2 separate regions of the Homo sapiens genome follow, and region 1 is linked to region 2. Evidence: chromatin contacts called from ENCODE Hi-C or POLR2A ChIA-PET data. All regions are on one chromosome and are shown on one strand. Each heading gives the region's core, a stretch centred on a gene start or an enhancer-like site at or near the end of the contact. The rest is flanking DNA. Distances are from core to core; before and after follow the strand shown. Region 1 overlaps PTPRJ (protein tyrosine phosphatase receptor type J). Region 2 has its middle 30 kb from the start of PTPRJ.

What was found. A loop is a pair of places that touch in the nucleus more often than their neighbours do. ChIA-PET counts read pairs that join two places held with the same protein, here RNA polymerase II (POLR2A). Pooled maps may share reads with other maps.
Region 1: a map of right lobe of liver shows a loop between it and region 2 (5-fold over the local background). The contact joins two enhancer-like sites. A Hi-C loop is called at or near these places in 28 of 168 maps with a recorded cell type or tissue (B cell, CD4-positive, alpha-beta T cell, CD4-positive, alpha-beta memory T cell and 23 more), 1 of 37 single-sample maps with no recorded cell type and 15 of 50 pooled maps. POLR2A ChIA-PET finds 5 or more read pairs at or near these places in 14 of 52 experiments (A673, CD4-positive, alpha-beta T cell, CD4-positive, alpha-beta memory T cell and 11 more).

Annotation. Positions count from the first base shown.
Region 1 is chr11:48,105,798-48,110,546 of GRCh38, reverse strand. PTPRJ (protein tyrosine phosphatase receptor type J) reads right to left here. Exons shown (of 25, transcript NM_002843.4): 2 at 471-489. Among named protein-coding and RNA genes, the nearest start is that of MIR3161, 11 kb to the right of the region's middle. Within about 2 kb of position 3,171, at least 10 of the 41 ENCODE cell types and tissues checked have a DNase peak (open chromatin) inside an H3K27ac peak, as active enhancers do; they include B cell, CD4-positive, alpha-beta T cell, CD8-positive, alpha-beta T cell and 1 more, where a contact is called at or near this core.
Region 2 is chr11:47,948,557-47,953,482 of GRCh38, reverse strand. No RefSeq gene overlaps it. Among named protein-coding and RNA genes, the nearest start is that of PTPRJ, 30 kb to the left of the region's middle. Within about 2 kb of position 2,907, at least 7 of the 41 ENCODE cell types and tissues checked have a DNase peak (open chromatin) inside an H3K27ac peak, as active enhancers do; they include B cell, CD4-positive, alpha-beta T cell, CD8-positive, alpha-beta T cell and 1 more, where a contact is called at or near this core.

The DNA.
Region 1 (4,749 bases), core at 1,922-4,421, 160 kb before region 2:
TTTCATTTGTTGTTTCCACCCTCACTCCTACTTCTAAAGAAAAATTGGGGCCGGGCGTGGTGGCTCGCGCCTGTAATCCCAGCGCTTTGGGAGGCCAAGGCGGGCGGATCACCTGAGGTCAGGAGTTCAAGACCAACATGGGGAAGCCCCGTCTCTACTAAAAATACAAAAAATTAGCCGGACATGGTGGCACGTGCCTGTAATCCCAGCTACTTGCTAGGCTGAGGCAGGAGAATCACTTGAACCCGGGAGGCGGAGGTTGCAGTGAGCCGAGATGGCACCACTGCACTCCAGCCTGGGCTACAGAGCGAGGCTCCAACTCAAAAAAAAAGAAAAGAAAAAGAAAAAGAAAAATTGGAAACCGAGCAGGTTTTAATAAATTAGCATTTCACATTGCTGTTAATGTTGCTGTGTGTCCATTAGGGGGCAGTAGCGAACAACACAAGAATAGAGAGGAAAAGGGTACTCACTGCCACCTGCGCACAGGATCTGAAACAGAAAAAGAAAACGGAAGTCAGCAGATTCATTCAGCCATGGAAAATGCAAATCAGAAATAAAGCAGTTGAGGATTTAATAATGGGGGTGGGGTGGTAAGAAGCACATTAAGCAAAGGTCTGCTGGTCAGGGTTAGGCCGTCTTGGGACATTAAACACAGGGAATCATTGCAACCTCGGGGTCAATTACAAAGGATTAACTGGGTTATGTGGGGGCTGGCGGCTGCTGACTCCCAGTGCCCAGTGTTTCTCCCCAGACACATCCCCCCACCTCCAGCCCTCTCCCCGGAGCAACTCCCCAGGTCAGCACCTCCCTCCACCCACTGTGCGATGAGCTGAAGCAGAAGGACACAGAAGCAGAGACCAGATTGTCAGGGCCAAAAAAAGGGGGTTGGGTGGGGGGGATACCAAGCCCAGCACACCCCTTCCCCAGACCCATTTCCCAGTCCTGACAGCACAGTGGAAACCAGAAATCCACTGTGTTTGGGATTTTCATTGTACAAAAATTCATCTTCTTCTTTCCATCAGTAGGTGGCAGTAAAAATTTTTAATCACATGTCAAGCAGCTTTGGGAAGAATTAATGCTTGACACACAAGAGGCCTTAAAGGTTTAGCTGACAGTGTCAGCTGGGGAGGGGAGCAGCCCTCAAGGATATTCATTGTGATCCATAATTGTTTCCCTATACTTTAAAAATCTAAAGTGATTCAAGGTTGTACACTCTATTGTTTCACAAACACACCTTTTTGGTGAATAAGATTTTTTTTTTTAAGTAGGATCGTCACGAAGAATAAAATAATCAAAAAGGACCCTGGTGGAAAAAACCGTCCTCCTACTTTCCATGACACTTAGAATAAAATTCAAACTCAGCCACAGCCCACTAGCCCCTCTGGTCTCACTGCCCCCTCACATTCTCGAAACTGATTCTCCCCTAGAGCCTTTACATATTTATTCCCTCCCACAAACACACTCTGCCCAGACCTTTTCATGGCCTGCCCAAAACGCCACCTCCTCAGCAAGTCCTTCTCCGAGCAGCCATGGAAACCAACACCCCTCACTCTCTGTCCATCACTGACTCCTCCAACCACACTGTGTGCTCCATGAGAACAGAGATCTTGTCTGTGCCCCATGCCTAGAATGGTGGACCCAGTAGGCACTCAATAAACGGCACAGGAAGGAAAGAACGAGCCCAGAGGGGGAAAGTCTTGCCCCCAGGTCCTCCAATTCTCAAACTTCCCATTCCCACCTTCCACCCTACCATCAACTCCTTCGCGCCTCAGGCCTACCCTTTTTCAGCTCATCTTCCTCCTCCAGCCCCTGCCCTTTAATCTAGGCTGAGCCTCAATCCACAGTCTAGGATGGATCATAGGAGAGAGGCAGAAAAAAGAGAAGTCAATAGCTAGGCAAGTCGCACAGGGCAGCAAACATTTTTTTGCCCAGTAAGGGGAAAGATTAAAGTAAAAGCACTGTGGGAGGCTATACTTGCAAACGCATTCTGAGGATAAAAAGGAACTCTAACTTACTAAGCACCTACTATGTAACAGACACTGTGCTGGGCTTTCTACATCCCTTGTCTCAGCACAGAACCATGGAGTGATGGCTAAGAGCTGAGACCTGGACTCAGACCGCCTGAAGGAAGTCGTTCAGTGCCACTGCTTCTGGCCATGTAACTGCGGGCAGGTAGCTTGCTTAATTAACCTCTCTGTCCCTCCCTGTCTGTATCTGCCAACAGGATGATCTTTGTACCTGCCTTGCTTTGGCGAGAATTAAGTTAAATGATCTATTTGAGCTGCTGTTGTCATCATCATCATCCTTACATCTTCACTGCAACCCTGTGAGGTATTTTTATCCCCATTTTACAGGTAACACCACCGAGGCTCAGATCCTCCTGATAGAAACCAATGTGCAATCTGAAGCTCATACTCTCCCCAGCATTGTTTTCCAAAGTATTTTTTGAATAACTTTTTTCTTAAGAGACAAGGTCTCACTCTGTCACAGGCTGGAGTGCAGTGGTGCAATCACAGCTCACTGCATCCTTGATCCCACATGCTCAAGCGATCCTCTCACCTAAGCCTCCCAAGTAGCTGGGACTACAGGCATGCACCACCATGCCCAGCTAATTTTTTTATTTCTGTATGGGGACAGCATCTCACTTTGTTGCCCAGATTGGTCAGAAGCTCCTGGGCTCAAGCAATCCTCCCACCTTGGCTTCCCAAAGTGCTGGGATTACAGGCATGAGCCACCATGCCCAGCTTTTTTCTCCAAGTATTTAAATAGACCAACAACCCAGTTGCAGAGGGCACGGAGGCCCAGAGACAGTAAGCAGCTTGTTGAAGGACACACAGCCAGAGAGGAGGCACAAGAACCAGAACCCAGATCTTGACCTCAACCACTCTCCCTTACATCTTCACAGCAAAGTCACTGGTACAGATGACCCAAAGCTTCTGCTGGCCCCCATAGCTGGACAAAAGGAGCAAACACTAAGAAAAGAGATCAAGCTCACGACTCAGCAGTGACAGACACGGGAAGAATGCAGTACGGCCCACAGTTCTGGCCAAAGACTTCCCTATATACCCCAGTTGTGTGGCAGAAAACCCGTTAGTCACCCAGATGTGCCCAGGAACACCCAATGCTACCCAGGAGGTGGAAGCTTCTCTGTCCCCTTTCCTGAGGGGAAACCCCTCGCCGGTGAGCCTTCCAGCCTTGTTCATTGCTAGAACTGCCCTAGAGATGGTTCTAGTTTCACATCCTCCTTTCTTTGTGCTGATAAGTCGAACTCTTTCTTTTCTCTTTTTTTTTTTCCTTGCCAGCAGGAAAAACCACTGCCAGTCCCAACTGTGGTTCCAGTCACAAGGATCCTCCTCCAGGCCTCAGAGAAAAAGAAATGGTTAACACGGCTTTCTGCACCATCCCAATTCAGCCAAACCTGCAGCTATGACATCAGTGGTCCACTCTGAACACTAGATTCTTCCCACTCAAAAACTAAGGCCGGGAGCAGTGGCTCACACTTGTAATCCCAGCACTTTGTGAGGCCAAGGCAGGTGGATCACCTGAGGTCAGGAGTTCCAGACCAGCCTGGCCAACATGGTGAAACCCCAACTCTACTAAAAATACAAAAATTAGCCAGGTGTGGTTGCATGCACCTGTAATCCCAGCACTCTGGGAGGCTGAGGCAGGAGAATTGCTTGAACTGGGGAGACGGAGGTTGCAGTGAGCTGAGATCGCGCCACTGCACTCCAGCCTGGGCAACAGAGTGAGACTCTGTCTTAAAAAAAAAAAAAAAAAAAAAAAGAAAGAAAGAAAGAAAAGAAAAGAAGAAAAAAAAGAAACTAAGTCATAAGGATCTTACCAGCTGCATTTACACCTAAAACTTCTAAAATTTTCCCCAACTCCTCTACATGAAAATCCTACATGTACATACACATCAAAACAGACCCCCTACGTATTCTCCTCTTCCCCTCTCTCTGACATGACTGTGTCATTAAACCTGTCTCCCAGTCTGCAAACCAGAATAACTTCTGGTTCTTCCCTCTGCTTCACTCTTTGTGGGTCACATAAAGATGTTTCCTTGCCCAGCACACCTTGACTTCCCCGCTTCTGTACTGTGCATATTGTAAACCAAGTCTTCATAACCTCCAGCCCTAAATCACAGAAACAGCCTCATCCTAGGGCTGAGAAACACTCAGGCCATTTCCATTTTCATTTCTTGAAGCTCCAGGTGCACACATGTACACACAAAATTAGGAAGTACCAGAACAGGGTTGTATCTACGGCCGTGTATTTTTGGTTTTGCTTCTGTTAGAGCAACGCCCTGACTCGACCTATAACCCCTCATTTGGAATATAAGAGGACTTAAACGGGAGCCTTTTGTGAACACCAGTGGTGACAGCCAGGCCCTACTCCTTCATCCATATACCTGGTTGCCTCTCCCTTCAATCCACAGTAAAAAAATAAATAGAACTGCGAATTTTTCTTTCTGAAACATGCGGTATTAGCCAATATCCTAGCTGGAGCAGATGACACACTCAATGAGGGTGAGTGAGGAGAGTTTTAAAGAGTCTGTTTTCAAGGGTGAGGGTGGGGTTAAGGAAAACCAGTAAGGGATGGGCAAGAATCCTGGGGTAGCAGCAGCGAGGAAGGGCAAGGAGAGAGGCCAAGGCTACCTCCCCTCATCTCCAGCTAGGGTCTCTCGCCAGACTGGCCCACTGGAAGCTGGAGACCAAGGGCACCCACTGGTGTAGAACATAAAGGTCAGCC
Region 2 (4,926 bases), core at 1,658-4,157:
GTCAAGACAGGAGTAGAGAAGTTACATAACTTGCTCAAAATAACTCAGGTTACACATTACGGAAGATAAGCCTAGAATTGGAACCATGGCAGTCCAGCTCCAAAATCCGTGCATTTTACCACTTCACCATCATCTCTCAGTAGAGATAGATGAACAGTATCACATGAGTGAGGCATCCCCCCGCTTTATCAGTGGGAGTGTCAGTAAATGATCTGGCTACAAGCAAAGACTCCAGAGACCAACATTCAAAGTCAGGCTCTGCAACTGCTCAGCAAGGTATTTTAATCTTTCTATGCCTCGGTTTCCCCATTTGTTGTGATTAAATGAGGATTAATGAGTTGATACACATATAGAACTTAGCTCAGAACCAGAAGATAAATGTTAGGTGGTCTTATCATCTTCATACAATGCTCATCACAACCCAAAGGAAACAGACCCAGAGAGGTTTAGGAATTTGTCAAAAATCACATATTTCAAGAAAGGAATCAGGATTTGAACCTAAGTCTGTTCACCCAGAAGCCCTTTCTTTATGCATTACTCATGAAGCTTTCCATTAAAAATGAGTCAATGGAGCTGGGTGCAGTGGCTCATGCCTGCAATCCCAGCACTTTGGGAGGCCAAGATGAGAGGATCTCTTGAACCCAGGAGTTCGAGACCAGTCTGGGCAACTTGGTGAGACCGCCACCCCCCACCCCCCACCCCCCTGCCATCTCTATGAAAAAATAATTAATTAATTAATTTTAAAAGGAGTCAATGGTTTAGGTCTTCATTCCTAAAGATTTCCATTTAGAAAGGAGATCCTAAATCCCAATGTGACACCTCATTTTAACATCCCGAGTCTTAATCAACAGTAAGGCTCTCTCATTGCAAATCTAGTTTTCAATTGTTTTGAGGCCATTTTCTCTTTGAGAAGCCCAAGGGAAGAGAGAAACTCACCAGTTTCTTTCTTTTCTACCCTTCATATAAGGTATTTCACATTTCCCAACCTACGTTGAGAAGGCAGGGACATTTTAGAGTCAGGCACAAAGTAGGTGCTCAAGGCTGGGTGTGGTGGCTCTCACCTGTAATCCCAGCACTTTGGGAGGCTGAGGCGGGCAGATCACATGACATTAGGAGTTCAAGACCAGCCTGACCAACATGGAGAAACCCTGTCTCTACTCAAAATACAAAATTAGCCAGGAGTGGTGGCACATGCCTGTAATCTCAGCTACTCGGGAGGCTGAGGCAGGAGAATCACTTGAACCCAGGAGGCAGAGGTTGCAGTGAACTGAGATCACACCACTGCACTCCAGCCTGGGCAACAAGAGCAAAACTCCATCTCAAAAAAAAAAGAAAAAAAAAACATGCGCAACAAAAATGTGTTGCATGAATGAAGAAACAAGTGAGAAATCTCTAATGTACTTCACAGATCAGATGAACTCCACGCCGCTCTGCCCCTGCCTACTCTGCTTGCTTTTCTTTGTTTTTTTGCTTTTTGTTTTTTGTTTTTGAGACGGAGTTTCACTCTTGCTGCCCAGGCTGGAGTGCAGTGGCCCGATCTCGGCTCATTGCAACCTCCGTCTCCCAGGTTCAAGCGATTCTCCTGCCTCAGCCTCCCGAGTAGCTAGGATTACAGGCGCCCACCACCACGCCCAGCTAATTTTGTATTTTGAGTAGAGACAGGGTTTCTCCATGTTGGTCAGGCTGGTCTCGAACTCCCGACCTCAGGTGATCCATCGACCTCGGCCTCCCAAAGTGCTGGGATTACATGCGTGAGCCGCCGCACCCAGCCTGCTTGCTTTTCTTTGACTCCCATGTCTTAACCCCAGTGTTTCTCAAACAAGAGTGTTGCAATGGCATTCTGAGGACATTGTGGAGTTGAAGTGGCCTTGGTATGTGGTGACATCCTAGGTTTCTTCAATCCTCATTCCCTTGAGACACTTTTTGACCAAGAGGCTAGAGTAGAGTTATCTTCGGGGGCGGAACTGCTGAGGATGAGAATAGGCAGGGGGATGGACGCGCACCTGCAGCCCTCACACATTGTAACACTCGGTCAAAGTCACCAGGTGTCACAGGCAGAGGAAGGCTGAAGCCCTACTAGACATTCACTGTAAAGACAGGAAACCTGGCCGGGTGCGGTGGCTCACATCTGTAATCCCAACACTTTGGGAGACCAAGGTGGGCAGATCACTTGAGGTCAGAAGTTCAAGACCAGCCTGGCCAACATGGTGAAACCCCATCTCTACTAAATATACAAAAATTAGCTGGGCATGGTGGTGCATGCCTGTAATCCCAGCTACTCAGGAGGCTGAGGCAGGAGAATCCCTTGAACCCAGGAGGCAGAGGTTGTAGTGAGCCAAGATCATGCCATTGCACTCCATCCTGGGTGACAGCGTGAGACTCCATTTCAAAAAAAAAAAGACAGGAAACCTGAGCCTAGGGAGTATAGGTCAGACTCCTTTGGTTGCAAATAATGGAAATCCATCTCAAATAATCCTGAGGGAAAAAGGAAGGCATTGCATTGCTCACATCACTTGGAATTTCAGGGATGATGCTGGTTTTAGATATGGATGGATCTAGACATTCAAATAAGGCCTCAACTTTTCTCCCCCTCTGGCCTGTTGTTTTTCTCTCTGTGTTTGCCCGTAGCAGCCCCTCAGCAAGCAGGCTTTTAGCAAATGACTGCTGCTGACAACCCTCAGATCATACCCTTCCAGTTGCACAGAGTTCTAGCCCTTATGTTTAAGTTTGGGGCAGAGAGGCAGGGTGGTCCCAAGGGAGGAAGTAGGAAATGTTTCCTCTTGTCAAAAAATCAAAAGCTTTCTCAGAAGCCCCAGAGTAGACCTCCCCTTAGGTCTTATTGGTAAAGCTGCAAGGGGGGCTGGGGAAGTGGGAAACAGAGCGTCATTATTGGCTTAGGCATGTAAGAATCTACCACCCAGGGCTGGCCACGAAACTGAAACTGGTGTTTCTTTTTCTTTTTCCTTTTTTTTTTTTTTTTTGAGTCAGAGTCTTTCTCTGTCGCCTAGGGTGGAGTGCAGTGGCACCATCTCGGCTGACTGCAACCTCCACCTCCCGGGTTCAAGCAATTCTCCTGCCTCAGCCTCCCAAGTAGCTGGCACTACAGGTGCATGCCACCACACACGGCTAATTTTTTTGTATTTTTATTAAAGACAGGGTTTCACCATATTGGCCAGGCAGGTCTTGAACTCCTGACCTTGCGATCTGCCCGCCTTGGCCTCCTAAAGTGTTGGGATTACAGGCGTGAGTCACCGCGCCCGGCTTTTTTTTTTTTTTTTTTTTTTTTTTTTAAGACAGAGTTTCGCTTTTGTTGCCCAGGCTGAAGTGCAATGGTGTGATCTCGGCTCACTGTAACCTCTACCTTGTGGGTTCAAGCGATTCTCCTGTCTGAGCCTCCTGAGTAGCTGGGTTTACAGGCACCCACCACCACACCCAGTTAATTTTTTGTATTTTTAGTAGAGACGGGGTTTCACTATGTTGGCCAGGCTGGTCTCAAACTCCTGACCTCAGGCAATCCACCTGCCTTGGCCTCCCACAGTTCTGGGATTACAGGCATGAGCCACCACGTCCAGCCTCTTTTTCTTTCTTTCTTTCTTTCTTTCTTTTTTTTTTTGAGATGGGTCTTGCTCTGTCACCCAGGCTGGAGTGTAGTGGCACAATCTCAGCTTACTGCAGCCTCATCCGCCCAGGCTCAAGCAATCCTCCTACCTCAGCTTCCCAAGGAGCTGGGACTACAGGCGCGCACCACCACACCCAGCTAATTTTTGTATTTTTTGTAGAGATGGTGTATCACTACATTACCCAGCTGGTCTCAAACTCCTGAACTCAAGCAATCCTCCTGCCTTGGCCTCCCAGAGTGCTAGGATTATAGGCATGAGCCACTGTGCCCAGCAAAACTGGTATTTCCTGAGCCAGGAAGGAGGGAGACTGCATTGGGTAGGTCACTAATGGTGTCTACCACAAGAAAATATTGTGAGGCAACCTCACCAGATCTTGTTTTTGTTTTTGTTTTTTTGAGACTGAGTCTCGCTTTGTCGCCCAGACAGGAGTGCACTGGCCCGATCTCAGCTCACTGCAACATCCGCAGGTTGAATCATCCCAAGTTCAAGTGATTCTTCTGCCTCAGCCTCCCAAGTAGCTGGGATTACAGGCGCGCACCATCATGCCCGGCTAATTTTTTGTATTTTTAGTAGAGATGGGGTTTCACCATGCTGACCAGGCTGGTCTCAAACTCCTGAGCTCAAGTGATCCGTCCCCCTTGGCCTCCCAAAGTGCTAGGATTACAGGAGTAAGCCATGGCACCTGGCCACCAGATCTTGTAACAAGGATGAGGAGAAGTTTTACAGAAGTGGAAATGCTAGCTAGCCAGAAACAACTAATGTGCACATTAGAGTTGGGGAACAAGGAGTGAAAGTCAGGAAAAGTGAGTTGAATCAGGGTAGGTGGGCATGGCTCGAAAGGAGAGGATGGTCCAGCTGTGGAAAACACCTGTTGGAACATTTCCGGGAACATACATTTCTTATCTAGAGGATATTCCAGAGCAGGAGCACAACAAATACAGAAAATTCTGGGTGAGCAAGTGACAGGCTCCTCATCACACAAAGAGCCTGAGTTTTTTCTACTGTTTTTGTTCAATCCTCACTCTTTGTTCTCCAAGGTGGCGCTAAACCAAATGAACAAAGATGCAGCTCTGGCCAGGCTCGGTGGCTCACATCTGTAATCCCAGCACTTTGGGAGGCCAAGGCGGGCAGATCACCTGAGGTCAGGAGTTGGAGACCAGCCTGACCAACATGGTGAAACCCCGTTCTCTACTTAAAATACCAAAAATTAACCAGGTGTGGTGGTGAGCGCCTGTAACCTCATCTACTCCAGAGGCTGAGGTAGGAGAATTGCTTGAACCCGGGAGGTGGAGGTTGCAGTGAACCA